Regions from separate parts of the Homo sapiens genome. Here region 1 is linked to region 2. A link is a loop called in an ENCODE intact Hi-C map of the cell type or tissue named here. Cell type or tissue: PC-3. All regions are shown on one strand. Links, peaks and the distances in the headings refer to the core of each region. The heading gives the core; the rest is flanking DNA.

Region 1 (2,932 bases), core at 249-2,748, 60 kb after region 2:
CAGCAAAATTATGTATTTCTCAGCCTCCTTTTTAGCTAGGAGTGGCCATGAGATATAAGTGGAAATTTTTGGATGGGAAATCCAGGAATGACACAGCCATTCCTGTATAGAAATTAGGTATGATGACTGGAGTTCCAGCAGCTGTCTTCTGAATGTGAGAGAACCCTGAGAATGGAAGCTGCATGCCAATGATAGGGCAGAGTGTAAAAATAGGAATTTGAGACCCTGGTGATAGGGTCAAATTTTATTTTTTAAAAATTATTATTTTGTGAGGACATAAGTAATATGTATTTATTATAGAACATTTTGGAAATATAGAACACTATAAAGAATAACAGAAAATCACTTGTAAATCCAGAAACAGCCATGTCTATCTTCCAAACTTTTTTTTCACATGCATATTACTTTACAAATGTTCATTATCAAAATATTGTGAAGAGTCTTCTATCCCTAATTTATTAAGTTTGCAGTTTTGCATATCAGTTTTTTTTTTTTTTTTTTTTGAGAGGGAGTCTCGCTCCCAGACTGGAGTACAGTGGCGCGATCTTGGCTCACTGAAACCTCCGCCTCCTGGGTTCAAGCGATTCTCTCGCCTCAGCCTCCTGAGTAGCTGGGATTACAGGTGCGCACCACCACGCCAAGCTAATTTTTGTATTTTAGTAGAGACAGGGTTTCATCATGTTGTCCAGGCTGGTCTTGAACTCCTGACCCTAAGTGATCCACCTGCCTTGGCCTCCCAAAGTGCTGGGATTACAGGCGTGAGCCACCATGCCCGGCCGCATATCAGTTTTTTTAAAAGTGAGGTCCACACATGTTAAGCTGTATTATATGATATTTTTCCATCTTTTCTTAGGAATTTGTGGGTTTATATTTTACTGTATTGTGCATATGACATTTATACACAGAAAAACCACCATGATACACAAACGCTAAATGTTTTTATTAGAAATATTAAATAGAAATGCTACATATTTCTATTAGATGCCTGTAACATGGAGGGTCGGGAGGGGATCTTAAGTTCCCTCAGGGGTAGAAGGGCTCATGGAGCTCTCACTTGGTGAAAAACCAACACTCTTCCACTATTTCTGTCTTTTCATGGTTTCATCCAGTGACACTGAGCTCACTACCTCATAAGGGATTCATTTTATCTTTGTTGAACAGCTTTACTTGGCAGACTTTTCCTTAAACTGAGCCAAAAACCTTATTTTCGTTTACTTTTTACTTGTTGGTTCTAACTCTGCTGTCCACAGCAAAACAGAATAAAATGCTGATTTTCTCAAAGTGGTGTAAACATCCCAGGAGAATTAATGAGATTATCTATGGTTTTTAACTTATATTTTTGCATGCATGTGCACCTGTGTGCACAATTTTGACTTTATAAAGCCATAAGATGATATGATAGAGATGATTGTTTTTATGTTATTTATATCCCCACGGGATATCTTGATTTGAACGGGTGATAAATTAACTCCTAGCAATTTTCAAATGTCTGCCTTAAGTAGTTTCCCTGTAATTAGATAAAAACCCACAAGATGGCAGTCACTATCCATTGTCGCCTCTGTCCCATTCTTTCAGAATTGACCTGGTAATTTAGCTTATGACTGGGTAATATAGCACCATAATTTAATATTTCTATTCTAAGCGGGTGACAGAAGTATAAATGGTTTCAATCAGCAGTTTTGGCGTTATTTTAAATTTACAAATATGCTCAAATATTATTATAGTAGGATAATATTTTTATATTACAGTATTCTTTCCAGTACCTAAGTCACTCCACGGCATCTAATTTGACATACTAGGGTACTTCTGTAGAACTAAATGGCACCCCTGTGGCTTGAATAAAAAAGAATTTGCCTGTTTTTGTATTTGTGTCATTGTGCCTGATTTAACAACCTCTGCAGAGAACTCAATATTGTTTCTTGTCTGCTATTACTAATAGCAGCTTATCCTATTTATCAGTTATGGGGATTTCAAGACTCCAAGCGTAGATTAAAAAAAAGATGTAAAAAGAATTCTGGAATGCATAAAAGAACATTATAAATATAATTCGTATGAGGTTATGAATGTTCAGATGAGAGCACTAGAGAAAATAAGGGGCTAATAGGTTATTTGAGACATATATATGAAAGAGATTAATGTGTAGTGAAAAACCCTGGGCTGGAAGCAAAATTCTTTAAAAAGTGATGGCTAGACAACCATGCCACACAAACACCCAACTATGCAATTTTATTACTTTTCTATAGAGTTTTCTTTGCTAATGAAATAAAGACATTTAGTGATACAAAGAATAATTATTGGGTTGTAGTGTAAATAGGCATTAGTAGAGAAAATGTATATGAAGCACCGAGTATATAGTGTCTGGCTCACTGTAGTTGTTACTAAATGGAGTTGTTATGATTGTTGTTCCAACGAATATTGTATTTATATGTAATAATTCAAAAATTAGTTTTATTCATTTTTCAACATAATTATTGGGCATTTACTACAGGCGAAGCACTATGTGTGATAAAAGGAATAAGATCCTAATGTTTTGGGTATATATACTACCATTATTAAATATTACTAATAAAACCAAATTTTCAGTTATTTCTATTTGGCTGTTTTTTTCTTATCTATGTCCATGATACGATGTGCTTTTAATAAGTCATTAACATTACCAGGATTGCACATCACATACACACACCCACACCCACCCCTTCATGTAATAATCTCTTCCCTTCATTCCCAATAGAAGGGTTCTCTTACAGTCCCATGCCCTAGATGTTCTGGCCTGAAGGAGCCTGCTCTGAGCTGGTACCAGAGATGATGTTGCCTGCCTTAGGGGAAACACTACAATCATTTTGTTGGGGGCAAGGGTATGGAGAAGACCCAAGACGGATGTTACTGTTGGAAAGAGGGAGGATTCAAAGAGCATGGGCTTCACATATCCTTG
Region 2 (2,932 bases), core at 117-2,616:
AAACATAAACTTCAGTAAAAAATTTATAAAAGCAAAATATGACTGGGTGCAATGGCTCACACCTGTAATCCTAGCACTTTGGGAGGCCGAGGTTGGCGGATTGCCTGAGCTCAGGAGTTCGAGACCACCCCGGGCAACACGGTGAAACCTCGTCTCTACTAAAATACAAAAATTTAGCCGGGCATGGTGGCACATGCCTGTAGTCCCAGCTACTTGGGAGGCTGAGGCAGGAGAATCGCTTGAACCTGGGAGGCGAGATCACACCACTGCACTCCAGCCTGGGCGACAAAGTGAGACTCCATCTCAAAAAAAAAAAAAAAAAATGCCACCTAGTCATAGTTATTGTATCCTCCATGTTCCCATTGCATTTTTGCATTTCTAGTATAGCACTTTCATTTTAATGCTTTATGTACCAAGGTCTGTCTTACCCATATCCTGTACTTATATACTGAGACATGACTTGTAAATTCAAGGTCACTGGAAGTCATGGGAAAGGTGAGTGTCCAGCTTGCCTTCTAGCTTTGCAAAGGGAAGTGCTATTCATCCACTATGCTTTAGGCTCTTTGGGAACAGAGATTTTATCTCATACCCCTAACTCTTAGCACAGTGCTTTACATGTGAAAAGAAATTGTTGTAATAAATATTAATAGATGTACCTAAAGAAGCTGAGAAACAATAGATGCAACACTTTTCTTCTAACACTAACAAACTTATAAGTTTGATTTGTTCTGCTGCATAGTCCAAAATGATTTAATTCATTTTCTAGTGCTCTGCAGATCTCTTCCATTATATTAAAGTTTAACTCCTTAAGTCATCCATTCAGTCCTTAAACAAACATTCATTGAAAATTTACTATGTGTCATATGCATCGTTAGCTGCTGGAGCTACAAAGACAGATAAGACAGTTTTGCCCTGGAGATGCTCATTATATGGGTGGGAGGCACTTATAAACAAACACTGGTAGTACAGCTTGTTAGTTCAATGATTGAGATATGCACATAAAACAATGAAGCTGGCCAAAAAATCTATTTTTGTATTTTGGGGTTTACAGGAGAAGTCTCCCAGAGGAGGAGGCCCCTGAGCTGAGTGTCAAAGAGCTGGCAATGAATTAGTCAGGCAAAGCATATTCCTGACAGAAGTGCAATGTGAATAAAGGGACAAAGGCAAGAATAGCACAGTGCACCACAGAGTTCAGCATTGCTGGAGGGTAAAGCTGTGGCAGGGAGTGGTGAGCGATGAGGCTGGAGGGGAGGGCAAGAAGCAGGTCATGAGTGCATTGCTGGCTGCCTTACCAGCTTAGCCTCTCTCCCGTAGGCAGCGGGGAGCTGCTGAAGGGTTTTAAGCAGTGACATTACTGGAGATTATTTTAGTGGCACTAGAGAGAACGAATTTGAGGGAGACAAAAATGTGAAAAAGTGTAACTTCTTAGGAGGCATTTGCATAAATGAGTAATAGACTTGTGTTTATATTTAATAATCATAGCTAACATCTACTTAGTACTTACATGACAGGTAGTAAGTAAGCATAATGCGATAGTCTTAATATTTCACACAATCTTATGAGTAAATATTAGTATTATTTTCATTTTACAGCTAATGAAACAGACATAAACAGTTAAGTAATTTGCCCAGGGCCAGTATCAACCCAGGCATTCTAGTAAGTCTTATGTTCTTTTTTTGAGACAGGGTCTCATTCTGTTGCCACTGGAGTTCAGTGGCATGATCTTGGCTTACTGCAACCTCCCTGCCTCAGCCTCCTGAGTAACTGGAATTACAGGTGTGCACCATTACTGCCCGGCTAATTTTTGTATTTTTAGTAGAGACGGGGTTTCACTGTGTTGGCCAGGCTGGTCTCTAACTCCTGACCTCAAATGATCCACCTGTCTCGGCCTCCCAAAGTGCTCGGATTACAGGAGTGAGCTACCACGCCTGGCCAAATCTTATGTTCTTAATCACTATCCTGTTCGTTTAATTTCTGTTTCCTGTATTAGAGTGAAGCTCTATAGAGACAAGGACTATGTTGATGATGTTCTCCACTGTGCCAACACAACTATTTGTTGAATAAAATCAGTGAATAACCTAAGTGGAACAAATAGTGGATTAAATTATGTACAGATTTAAGAAATCGTCATGCACTGCTTAACTATGGAGACACTCTCTGAGAAATTCATTGCTAGGCAATTTCATGATTGTGTGAACATCATAGAATGTAGTCACACAAAACCTAGAGGATATAGTGTACTACACACATAGGCTATATGTTATAATCTATTGCTCCTAGGCTACAAACCTGTAGAGCATGTTACTGTGCCAAATACTGTAGGTAATTGTAACACAATGGTAAGTATTTGCGTATCTAAACATAGTAAAGGTAATGTGTTGCCTTAGGACGATGTTAGGTGTTATGACTGCTAGGACATCACTAGGTGACAGGAATTTTCCAGCTCCAATGTAATCTTATGGGATCACCATCATACATGCAGTCCATCATTGACCAAAATGACATGACTGCAGTTGGATGCAATATTGGCATCCAATTATTTGGCCAGCTTTGGTGATTGTTATGGACTGAATGTTTGTCTTCCCACAAAATTCATATGTTGAAGCCCTAACGACACCCAGAGAGGCCTCTAAGGAAGTATAGTAGTTAAGATTAAATGATGGCATAAGGGTGGGCCCTAATCCAACAGGATTGATGTCTTTCTAAGAAGAGAGGACCAGAGCCTCTTGCTGTCTGTGGACAGGCACTGAGGAAAGGCCATGGAGAGAAGGCACCCACATGCAAGCCAGGAAGAACGTCCTCACCAGAAACTGAGTTGGCCAAAACCTTGATCTTGGATGTCAAAGCCTTGAATTGCGAGAAAATAAATTTCTGTTGTTTAGGTCACCAGTCTATGCTATTTTCTAATGACAGCCTGTGCAGACGACAATGA

What was found. A loop is a pair of places that touch in the nucleus more often than their neighbours do. Peaks named below come from ENCODE experiments on the same cell type or tissue, not always from the same donor. Only the 100,000 strongest peaks of a DNase experiment are listed, where the experiment ranks them.
Region 1: it touches region 2 in a loop (8-fold over the local background); 1 of 110 quality-filtered maps calls a loop at or near these places.

Annotation. Positions count from the first base shown.
Region 1 is chr10:99,275,662-99,278,593 of GRCh38, reverse strand. It overlaps a transcript of HPSE2 not described here. Among named protein-coding and RNA genes, the nearest start is that of HPSE2, 41 kb to the right of the region's middle. In PC-3, for the core only: a CTCF peak has its summit at 1,516 (motif pointing right); no DNase peak of the experiment used is centred there.
Region 2 is chr10:99,335,687-99,338,618 of GRCh38, reverse strand. The region is part of intron 1 of CNNM1 (cyclin and CBS domain divalent metal cation transport mediator 1); the gene reads right to left. Among named protein-coding and RNA genes, the nearest start is that of CNNM1, 7.8 kb to the right of the region's middle. In PC-3, for the core only: no CTCF peak of the experiment used is centred there; a DNase peak (open chromatin) is centred at 1,198; H3K27ac peaks cover 1,881 bases.